Linked DNA regions of Homo sapiens: region 1 is linked to region 2. A link is a contact called in ENCODE Hi-C or POLR2A ChIA-PET data. All regions are on one chromosome and are shown on one strand. Each heading gives the region's core, a stretch centred on a gene start or an enhancer-like site at or near the end of the contact. The rest is flanking DNA. Distances are from core to core; before and after follow the strand shown. Region 1 holds the start of LINC00316 (long intergenic non-protein coding RNA 316). Region 2 holds the start of TSPEAR (thrombospondin type laminin G domain and EAR repeats).

The links. A loop is a pair of places that touch in the nucleus more often than their neighbours do. ChIA-PET counts read pairs that join two places held with the same protein, here RNA polymerase II (POLR2A).
Region 1: a map of posterior cingulate gyrus shows a loop between it and region 2 (7-fold over the local background). The contact joins the promoter of LINC00316 here to the promoter of TSPEAR in region 2. A Hi-C loop is called at or near these places in 1 of 168 maps with a recorded cell type or tissue (posterior cingulate gyrus). POLR2A ChIA-PET finds 5 or more read pairs at or near these places in 1 of 52 experiments (activated T-cell).

The regions. Positions count from the first base shown.
Region 1 is chr21:45,338,935-45,344,511 of GRCh38, forward strand. LINC00316 (long intergenic non-protein coding RNA 316) reads right to left here and starts at 3,056. Exons shown (of 2, transcript NR_103811.1): 1 at 2,891-3,056.
Region 2 is chr21:44,710,322-44,716,518 of GRCh38, forward strand. It overlaps TSPEAR (thrombospondin type laminin G domain and EAR repeats), which reads right to left and starts at 1,251. Exons shown (of 12, transcript NM_144991.3): 1 at 1,112-1,251. The coding sequence starts at 1,193. RefSeq lists enhancers at 1-427, 441-1,211.

The DNA of each region.
Region 1 (5,577 bases), core at 1,806-4,305, 630 kb after region 2:
TGTTTACAGCTGATGTGAAGTGACCAACACAGAGAAGAAACAGACACGCCCAGGTCAAGGGAATTTGTCTTTAACATATTTTTTTTAAATAACCCACAATTTGGTGTTGAATTCTAATTTTTAAAAGACACTCAGGTATTTATTTATTTGAGACGGAGTCTCGCTCTGTCGCCCAGGCTGGAGTGCAGTGGTGCAATCTTGGCTCACTGCAAGCTCCGCCTCACGGGTTCACGCCATTCTCCTGCCTCAGCCTCCTGAGTAGCTGGGACTACAGGTGCCAGCCATCATGCCTGGCTGATTTTTTGTATTTTTAGTAGAGATGGGGTTTCACCGTGTTAGCCAGGATGCTCTCGATCTCCTGACCTCATGATCCGCCCGCCTCCGCCTCCCAAAGTGCTGGGATTACAGGTGTGAGCCACCGTGCCCGGCCAGGTATTTATTTCTTAATGCCCTATTCCTACAAAGTGCAAAGGCCATTTGAGAATGTCAGAAACTATAATGAAATAAGATCAAAATACAATAGCTTTCCACATGGATATTATTAGAGATGCTTGCCCTTAAATTTCACCCTGCAATTCAGGTTAAGGAGCAATTTTATAGGCCTTTATAACATTATGATATAATCAATGCTTCTATAAAATCCCGTTTATGAATGACAAGGGACCCATCGTGTGTGTCAGAGTCACTCACAAAACGTTTAATGAGCTGTTCAGGTAATGACATGACCCAACAGGGGATTTCCAAAACGCCCAGTCTTTCAAAAACGATATGAAAATCTCCAAATCGGACATTTAAAATGATTCATATTATTATTAGGAAAAGCATATAAGATGTATTAAAGAAGAAGCATGGTTTGGCTCCTTTTTAAACATTTTAATTAGTGGACTTTGTTACTTAGAGCAGTTTTAGGTTTACAGAAAAACTGAGTCTCAGGTCCAGGGAGCCCCAGTGTCTCGGCTCCCCTGCGACTGACATCCTGCTTCCTGTGCTGCGTTTGTTACAATTATCAGTCGCGCGAACACACGGCTCACATTAGGGCTCACTCCTTGTGTCGAACATTTTATGGGTTTTGACAAGTGTGTCATGACATGGATCCACTAGTTGTGGTCCCTTTTATCAGGTTAAAAATAAAACGGGGCCTTGCAGAGATTTAAATGTGGTAGTAATCACCTTTGTTATATTTTTCCTTCTGAAAATATTAGCCTTGGAAGGAAATGTTTTAACAACTAGCCACTGTTCTGTGTCTGGGCACATGTCCATAGTGAGCGTATTCTCTTATCTGCTTCATGCTGTTGCCAATTTACAGACCAGTCGCTCAGAAGCTGTGATTTTTCTTCTGAGCATAAGCTTATCCTCAATATGGAAACTTTAATTCAAAATACAGTTTGGTCTCATAGGAGCATTGTAGTCTTGCTGGCTGGAATTCACGTGGAGACCGATGCCAGTGCCTCTTTCCTCTGCATCCATCCATCCATCCATCCATCCATCCATCCATCCACCCACCCACCCATCCATCCATCCATCCATCCATCCATCCATCCATCCATCCATCCATCCATCCACCCACCCGTCCATCCATCCACCCATCCATCCATCCATCCATCCACCCATCCACCCGTCCATCCATCCATCCACCCACTCGTCCATCCATCCATCCATCCACCCACCCGTCCATCCATCCACCCACCCATCCATCCATCCATCCACCCATCCATCTATCCATCCATCCATCCATCCATCCATCCATCCATCCATCCATCTATTTATCCATCCATCCATCTATTTATGCATCCGTCCATCATCCATCCATCCCTCCGTTTGCTCATTTCCACCCAGGAATCCATCATCTCTCAAACTAAGGTTTCGACATCATTCCTTCTTTTCAGAAAGTGCAAACCAAAGCTAAGACTGGCTCACACATGCCACGCGGGAGTTAGAGTGAGAGCATTTTTCAGATCCTTGTTCTCTTCTGGCCCCACCTCCCGCAGTTTCTGGAAGTCCCAGGACAGGGAAAAGGAGAGAAAGGCAGAAAAGAAATTATCGAGTGTGGCTCTTCCCTCTCCTCAGAGGAAATTGTTCACCTGCCACCCTCGGAAATTTAATTTTCAGTGTTAAAACTTGAAATTTTATAGTAGTATGTGTACCAAAGTTATAAAATGGGCAAACTTGTCTAAACGAGGATTCCTACATTGTTATGACATTTTCCCCAGAGAATCACAAGCTCTGAGATACACTTGTGAACCTTACTTATGCAGACATTCTCTTAAACTGGGATTCTTTCTCTCAGTTTACCTTAGGCTAACACAGAAACATATTTTGACACAGAAAGAATTTTTTCTCTTCATTGCTCAAGTCACCTGGAGGCAGCTCCTGCCTGGGGTGGATGCCTCCGACCCCTGGGAATGACCCCTGCAGCCACCACTGAGCCCCCCACAGAAGGAGGCTCGTGCCTGGTCCAGCTTTCCCACCCGGGGTCTCTGTGGCTGGCTCCCCCCAGCTCGGGGCAGAAGCCTAATTCAGGGTTGTTCTGCTCAGTTGATCCAGTCGGACGCTAGGATTTGCCTGGGGGCCCGGCCTGCCAGCAGTACAGGTGAGGGGACGCAGGCTTGGTCACAAGCACCCCTGCTGACCTTCCCTACAGACCTGGCACATTTAATCTTCTTCTTTGGGGAGGAGAAGAGGATGCATTCAGAAATGCCTTTGCTGATGAGGCCCTCAGGAGCTTGTACTGGAATCACTCAAAATTCCCAAGTAGCCTGAGTGTCCTAATTCATTTCTGTGTACATCTGCCTAATTCTCAATCCACGTCTAAGGTTAGAATGAACATTTGAATTAGCCATTCTGGACAACACACACACGCACTATACCATGCATTTAGATCTCTCTGTACCTTGCTCGTGTCAGCACAAACGCAGCCCCTCTCTTTTCAAAAGCCCGGTTCGTTTTCCAGCAGGCGCGTGCTTTCATTAGACTTTCCCTCCTGTGGGTTCTGGCAGATTTCCCAACACAAGCACGGCAGGAAGTGCATTGTGTTTGTAGAAAATCCAAAATAATCTCTAGGTGAGTGTTAGGATGAAAAATGAATTTAGTGTTGGTACAGGTTTTTGCTTGTTGTACTTTTTGTGGGGGAGGGTGATAAAAATATTCCAAAATTGATTGCGATGATGGTTGTGCAATTCTGTGAATATACTAACAAGCACTGAACTCTATACTGCAAACAGGTGAACTGTATGGTATGTGAATTATATTTTAATAAAGCTGTTATTTTTAAAAAGTAAATTTAGCAACAACACTGGATACAAGCTAAATATACAAAAATTAATTATCTTTATACAGACCAGCAACTAATAATTAGAAAATGAGAATTTTTAAATGATACCATTTTGGTAGTATCAAAACCCATCAATTACCTAGTAACTGTTCAGTAAAATATTCCAAAAACAGCAAAACATTGACTAAGGTACATTAAAGAAGATTTAAATAGCCCAGGCATGGGGGCTCACGCCTGTAATCCCAACACTTTAGGAGTCCTAGGAGAGCAGATCACCTGAGGTCAGGAGTTCGCGACCAGCCTGGCCAACATGGTGAAACCCCATCTCTACTAAAAATACAAAAATTAGCCAGATGTGGAGGTGTGCGCCTGTAATCCCAGGTACTTAGGTGGCTGAGGCAGGAGAATCGCCTGAACCTGGGAGGTGGAGGTTGCAGTGAGCGGAGATCTCACCACAGCACTCCAGCCTGAGTGACAGAAAAAAAAGAAAAAAAAAAAAGATTTAAATAAAGGAAGGGATATGATATATTTATGGATTAAAAGCAAGTTAAAAACAAGTTAACAAACACAACAATTGATCTATAAATTCCATGTAATCACCATTAAAATCCAGGCCAAAGTGTGTGAGTGTGTGTGTGTTGCGGGTAGGGGGTTGCCAAGCTAAAGTTTACGTGGGAATGGACGGGGCAAGAACAGCAAGACGACCTTGAGGACGACCAAAGCGAGGGACTCGGCCCCCAGGTGCCAGTGCCCACCACAAAGCTATAGGAGTCCAGACCAGGCCACACAGCGGTCAGTGAAGTGGGATGGAAGGTCCAGACCAGGCCACACAGTGGTCAGTGAAGTGGGATGGAAGGTCCAGACCAGGCCACACAGCGTCAGTGAAGTGGGATGGAAGGTCCAGACCAGGCCACACAGCGGTCAGTGAAGTGGGATGGAAGGTCCAGACCAGGCCACACAGTGGTCAGTGAAGTGGGATGGAAGGTCCAGAAACACGCACACGGGACACTTGATCCACAACAGATTCAGGATTGCAGACCAGGGGCACGGGGAACCTCTTTACTCGTGGTACCAGCTCAGTTGCAGATGCATACGGAACGCAGGAAGCCGGGGCCCCACGTTCCCCCATATGCAGTCTGCAAATGCAAACACGGAGGCTGAAACAAACACGTCTGGAAGAAATCACAGGGGAGCATCTCCCCTGCTGTGCCCAGGATCCACGGGTGAGCAAGACAGGGTCCCTGTCCGGATGGGGTTTCATTTGGGGGTGCGGAGGGGGTGCAGAACCAAAAAAAAACCAAGCAAGCGAGTGAAACAGGGAGCTCGGAAGTGGGCGCTCGCATAGGCCAAGGTGGGGAAGGCTGGCAGGCACGTGTGTGTGCAAGGACACCAAATGTTGATCTGCAGAGCAAAGCTGGGCAACAGCAACCACATTAACCAATAGACGTCGGCTTATCCAGGCCATGGGACGATGTGTAGCTGTTAACATAAAGGTCTATCTGGCTGGGTACGGTGCCTCACGCCTGTAATCCCAGCACTTTGGGAGGCTGAGGCGGGCAGATCATGATATCAGAAGTTGGAGACCAGCCTGACCTGGTTTAGTAGAAACCCTGTCTCTACTAAAAATACAAAAATTAGCTGGGCATGGTGGGACGCACCTTTAGTCACAGCTACTCGGGAGGCTGAGGCAGGAGAATCGCTTGAACCCGGGAGGTGGAGGTTGCGGTGAGCCGAGATCATGCCACTGCACACCAGCCTGGGTGACAGCGTGAGACTCACTCTCAAAAATAAATAAATAAATAAATAAATAATGAATAAAATAAAGGTCCGGATGAGTTTGGAATGTGGAAGGAACCACACCGGGAGTGGCGCTGGGTGTGTCCGTGTGAATGTGAGAGGATGTGTGCGTTCCATGCGGTGCTGCAGAGGGTGGAAAGGCAGCATGGTATAGCAGCCAGTGGCCGGGACCCATCCGTGAACCCAGTCTTGGCTCAGCACTCCACGGTGGGGTTTTCTGCCCCTGCCACAACTCGGAGGACAGAGGGAGTTGGATGAAGTGCCAGGACTGTGATGAGGAGGGCTGGCTGGGAGGCAGGACTCTGACCTGTGTTCGCGGAAACATCCATCTGCTCCACAGTCAGACAGAGCCTGTGGCAGAGGCCATGGAGGATTTTCTGGTGGCCACAGACTGTCCTGTGGAATTCCAGCTCGTCGTTGGTCAATGGGATGAAGTTTGGCTTTAGAGGTGGATGAGACAAGTTGGGCTCTACCCAGAGCAAACTAAAGCTGCTCCTGGTCAACAAACA
Region 2 (6,197 bases), core at 1-2,500:
GCACGGAAGGTCTACCTACCTCCCACTGCACAGCCCGAGGGCTGTCCTGGAGGCACAGCCATCCGTCCCTGGGTGGGCAGGCACGTTTATGACCCCCACCCCCACCCCCACCCCCCACGCGAGTCAGCACGTTCCATACTCGGGTGATCGTGCTCATCCCCTGGTCATGTCATCGGGATCTGAGTGCCATCCGAGCAGAGAGCTGTGGCCCGGTGCCGGGGGTGGACTTCATCTATTCCAGGGAACCAAGGATGCATGATTTGCAAACAAAACCAGAAGCGCAAGCCATCTCCTCGCCTCCCCTGATAGCCGTGCTGCGGAGCCTGAGTGCTGGAGTCACTAATTTACTGTCCAGTAACTGAGTTTCTAGCGACCAGGTCTAGTTGTCGTGTTACTTTATTAAATTTTGGTTTGATAAGTAAAATCCCTCAGTAGAAACTCTAGAAAAGTATTAGCGTGTCATGGTCATGAGCAAGCCAAACAGCCTTTCTAAAAGGTGGGAAGGAGACCCCCAGGCTTCGCCAGGACCCCCCAGTGAGCCAGCCCAGGGCTCTCCACTCAGACCAGATTACGCCCCAAAGAACCGAGCCCTTCACTCCAGAGGTGGTTGTGTTTGGGGCTGTGTCTGTGTCTCCAGCTTTTTGCTCATGTGGGGAAGGAGCAGGGCCGGTGTGGCCCTTCGCTTTGCTGAGTGCAGGCTGGGGGCACCTCCACCAGCTAAGGAAATGGCTCGTGCACAGTAGCCTCCCGGGCTGCTGCGACTTCATTCTTCATTCCCAAAGCAGGTGTCAGCCTTTCCCGGGAGGCCCAGCAGGTAAGCACTTGTGGAGGCCCCGGTGGCTGCTGGTTAGCTCTTGAAGCTCGTCCCCACCCTGCGTGCGTTCTAAAGAGCCGCGTTTCTATTGCAACTGCCTGCCCTGCGCTTTCATCTTCCCCACCTGTGCTCCTCCCGCCTCTGCCCATCTCCACAGGGTGCTACCTGCCAGTCCTGCCAAAGCGTCCTCGGGCACCGCGGCTTGAATCAGTGTTAGAAAGTGGCATTTGTGACTCGACACCCCTCCCAGCTCCCCGGCAAGATACCCCCGCCCGAGTTCCCATGCCCCTGCCTTACCTGTGCAGGGCTCCCAACCCTGCGTGCCGTGGCCGGGGGCCGCCAGGGGCAGCACAAAACACAGACTCAGCAGGGCAGACATGAGGGGCTTGGGTGCCAAGCTCCATCCAGGGCTCCGCTCAGCCTGCAGGGAAGTGGCTGCTCCTCAGACGTCTGCGTCAGCCTTTCCAGGGGCGGCCGCGGGGCCCCCGGGGGTCACTGCGACGGCCACATGCCAGCGGCCTAAGGCGGGGACAGAGGTGGCCCTGGCGGTCGCAGTGGGGAAGCTTCTGGTTGCTGCCTGCGGGAGGCAGGTGGCCCCTGGCAGGTTGGGCTGCAGCCGCTGGTTTATCTCTTCATTTCCCTGATGGGCTTGGGCCCTGCGTGCAGGTGACAGGTGATAACAATCTCGGCCCGGCCTGGGATTAGTCGCTGGCAAAGCACACTTTCCAAAAGGAAAGACAGAAATAGATCGTGCTGCGGAGAGCTGAGAACAAGCCAGAGAAACTTAGGAGACCCGTTTCCCTCAGGCGCAGGCTCCCTGGGCTCACCGCCTTTTAGGACCAGGGGCACAGGCGACCATGGCAGGCCGGGAGCGGGTGGGGCGGGTGCACTCTGGCTGGGGGTTTGGGCAGCAGGTCCCCACAGTCTGCTGGAGGGTCCCAGAGGCAGGTCGGGGCTCTGCTAGGGGGTCCTAGAGGCAGGTCGGGGCTCTGCTGTGGTGGGGAGGGGGGGTCCCAGAGGTAGGTCCTGTGCTCTGCGGGGGGTGGGGGGTGGTCCTGGAGGCAGATCCCAGGCTCTGCTGGGGGTCTAGGCGGCAGGTCCCGGGCTCTGCTGGGTCCCCCGGCGGCAGCGGCCGTCCATCCCCAGGAGGGGCTGGGCTCCCTCGGAGGGCTTTTTATCTGGTGCCCAGCCCTCCCGAGGGTGTGTGGGTTTGTCAACTGTTGGGTTTCAGGAATTTCCCTCTGGAGGGAAGTCGGTCCTTAAAGGGAACAGCTAATGAGAAGGAGTGGGTGAGTGTCCCTCAGGGAAGGGGCACGGCCATGGTCACTCATCCAGAGCCGAGGACCCTCGCATCTGACCTCTCGACACTGCAATGGGCATGCCACTCGAGGGGAGCAGCTATTAACTAGAAGTATTCTTTTTACAAAAGTGCCCTGCCCCCCTACCCTCTCCAAACAGCACTGAACGCAGCATTCTTGCAGAAATCTCCAACGCAACTGGGTGCTGCGTTTCTGTGCCTGGTGTGGAGGCCCTGGCAAACTGGTCTGAGGCCGATGGCTTTCCCTGGTTCACAGGCCCACAAAGTGCACACACTCCTGCTAGTTTCAGAAGGAAGCCCCCACTCTGGGACCTCTGACACAATGAGTTTTCCAAGAGCATAGACCCTGTCATTAGGGCTTGTGGAGAGAGACAGAGATGGAGGGAGGGAAGGAGAAAGGGGCCGAAGAGAGGGACAGAGACTGGGGAAAGACCTAGAGGGAGAGGGAGAAAGTGGGGAGGCACAGAGAGCTCCTGGGGCTCTGGAGGCTCTTCCCATAAACAGCCCCTGCGATGGGACAGGCTCATTCTGTCTCCCTCTCGCTTCCTCTTTTACCCGGCCCTGCCCCCAGGGATATTAATTCATAGTTAATATTAATTCACAGATATTAATTCGTAGTCCTATTTATGAGGCTTGAGTTAACTGGCATCATATGAAGGGAGGTTGAAGGTCTCCCATTATATGTGACTCCTCTTCCAGCACCCAAGTGAGCCCTGGGGTGGGGTGTGTCTCCCTCACCCCCCAGGACCCCCTGCCAGCTCCGGTGGGCATGCAGTGCCAGGACAGAGGCTTCCTGAGTGGGCTCCCCACCCCACTGGGGCTCAGCAGCTGGAAACGCTCCACATAGCACCATTCCTGACAACCCTAACCTAATGAGGGACGACGTGGTTCCTCAGAGGAGCGAAAGGCCTGATCGTTGTGTAAATGGAATAAATGGAGTCTTCCTCTTTTGTGTCCCAATCCATGAGAACTTTGTCCTGGGCCAGGCCGCTCCCAGGCCAGCTGCGGGTCACAGTGGCCTCTGAGACCACGCCCCTGAGGGGATGGGGACTCCCCCCAAATGATGGGCAGGTGGCACTCCAGAGCTAATTTAAACAATCACAATTAAGCTGCCTTGAACCCTTCCGGCAAAATTTTTCTTATGTTACATTTGATGCAGTAGCACTAGTAATAGCCTCAAAGATAACTAAGGGTGAGCCAGTGGAAATCCTCCTCACATACGAAACTTCACAAAGATGTGCTGAGCGCAGGAGGAAAGCTCAGAGTTCCCTCCTCTACAGCTCCCTGTGTGACCCTGGACAAGTCACTTACATTCTCCAAGGTTTAACTTCCACGTCTGTAAAATGTGCCTAGGAGGACACATGTGGTAGGGCTGTCCTATAAATTAAGTGATAGCTATAACGTACCTAAATCAGCATTTCTGGAACCACGACCCAGGGAACACCAGCTCCAAAATGCTCGATGAGAAAAAGCAGGTGCATTTGCAGGTGGACTCCACAGCCCCTTCCTCAGGGACACAAGCTTGGCTCACCCACGCGGAGCTCTGAGACATCAGTGATCAGAAGCCTGCTTAGGCTGGGCGAGGTGGCACCCGCCTGAAATCCTAGCAGTTTGTGAGGCCGAACTGGGAAGATTGCTTGAACCGAGGAGTTCAAGACCAACAGTGACAACATAGTGAGCCTCCATGTCTACAAAAAATTCTAAAAATTGGCTGGACGTGATGGTGTGCACCTATAGTGCCAGCTACTCAGGAGGCTGAGATTGAAGGATCACTTGAGCCCAGGAGGTGGAGGTTGCCGTGAGCCATGATCATACCACTGCACTCCAGCCTGGGAGACAGAGGAAGACTGTCGAGAGAGAAAGAAAGAGGAAGGAAGGAAGGAAGGAAAGAAGCAAGGGAGGGGAGGAGGGAGGGAGGCAGGGGAGGGGAGGGGAGGGGAAGGAGTCCCCACCCAAATCTCATGTCAAATTGCAATTCCCACATGTTGAAGAAGGGGCCTGGTGGGAGGTGATTGGATCATGGGGGTGGTTTCCAATGCTTTAGCACCATCCGTCTTGTGCTGTCTCATGATGGAATTCTCATGAGATCTGTTTCTTCAAAGGTATAGGGCATTCCCCTTTGCTCTCTCTCTCTCTCTCCTGCTCCACCTTGGTAAGATGTGCTGGCTTCCCCTTCACCTTCCGCCATGATTGTAAGATTCCTGAGGTCTCCTAGCCATGTTTCCCGTTAAGCCTGTGGAACTGTGAGTCAATTAAACCTCTTTTCTTCGTAAATTACCCAGTCTCAGGTAGTTCTTTATAGCGGTGTGAAAATAGACTAAGCAAGAAAGAAAGAGGAAAAGAAAAGAGAGAAATCCTCCACATCATGTGTATCAAAGTCTCATGGAGACGAATCCCCAGAACCCACTAAGAGAAATGCATGTGCAAAGAAGAAAGCATGTCCCTGCCATAACATCAGACATCAGAACTGAGCTTCACTCCCGAGAAGCAGGTTGGGTAAGTGCTGCATTGTTAACAAGGGAATTCACGGGGCACCAGGCCCTCACAGCATAGGAAGGAACGGCAGCCCATCCCAGGTCTGCTAACTCTGCCTCCAAACGACAAAAGAGAAAATGTTCCAAGAACTTCCCCCAAACACATCCTGGTGCAGGCTGTCACTCAATTTGTCTGCTTCAAGGGAAACAGAGACGATCAATAGAAGAGGAGGAGGGCTCCATCTATCCTCTAAGGACACAGGTTGTTAATCAAGTCAGATCAGTAACAAACCCCAGGAGGTCATCACGGGCTTCATCAAGCTGCAGAAGTAACCCTTAGCGTGTCATTGTTTGGCCAAAGGCGGCTGTGAAGTGTGTCCATGTCTTTAAATATTCAACATGCCCCAACCAGGGAACAATGCATTCTCCAAGAAAACAAGGAACAGAGCTCAAAGAGAAACTGAAAATGATAACTTTATGTTACAAAAATAACACTCTTACATTCACTCCTCCAGTTTTGTGTTTTATTAAACTAAACCATCACTTCTGTGATCTATGAACCCCAGAAGGACTTTGTATTTTGGTTTTTGTTGTCTTTTTTAGAGATAGTGTCTTGCTCTGTCACCAGGCTGGAGTGTAGTGGCAAGATCATGGCTCACTGCAGCCTGGAACTCCTGGCCTCAAGTGATCCTCCTGCCTTAGCCTCCCAAGTAGCTGGGACCAGAGAGGCACATACCACCATACCCAGCTAATTTTTAATTTTTTTGTAGAAATAGCATCACTATGCTGCCCAGGCTGGTTTTTAATAATTTAAAGACACAAAAATTCTTCCAGGATACACCATCACTTGGTATATAATGACCACTGTTGTATGACATTTGAAAAGGTATCTAAAAAAAAGAGAAGGCACACACGTGGTGTTTGACAATGAGTTTAGATAGACTGGGGAGTACTTGGCAAGCCTGGACAATGAGCATTAGCCAACTCTCTGGGTGATATGGCCTGGCTCTGAGTCTCCACCCAAATCTCATGTTGAATTATAATTCCCAGTGTTAGAGGAGGGACCTGGTGGGAGGTGACTGAATCATGATGGTGGATTTCCCCCGTGCTTTTCCCGTGGTAGTGAGTGAGTTCTCAGGAGAGCTGATGGTTTAAAAGTGTGTGGTGCTTCCCTCCCTTGCTCTCTCTCTCCTGCTCCACCGTGGTAAGACGTGCTTGCTTCCCCTTCACCTTCCACCATGATTGTAAGTTTCCTGAGGCCTTCCATTCATGCTTCCTGTTAAGCCTGTGGAACTGTGAGTCAAATAAACCTCTTCATAGATTACCCAGTCTCAGGTAGTTCTTTATAGCAGTGTGAGAATGAACTAATACACTGGGGTTATATGCTGTTGGGCCAGGCCATCCAAGGCTGGGCTCCCCATCATTGAGCAGTTGGCTCCATCAGTCACTGAGTCAACTGACCAGGCACAAGTGAGGTCCATTGTCTCCAGAAAATGCAGGCTAGAATTCCAATTTGAAAGTCATTTAGATCTCATTAGTTATTTAATAAGAGAATAAGAGATTATTTTCTCACATAAAGAGTTCTCTTTTT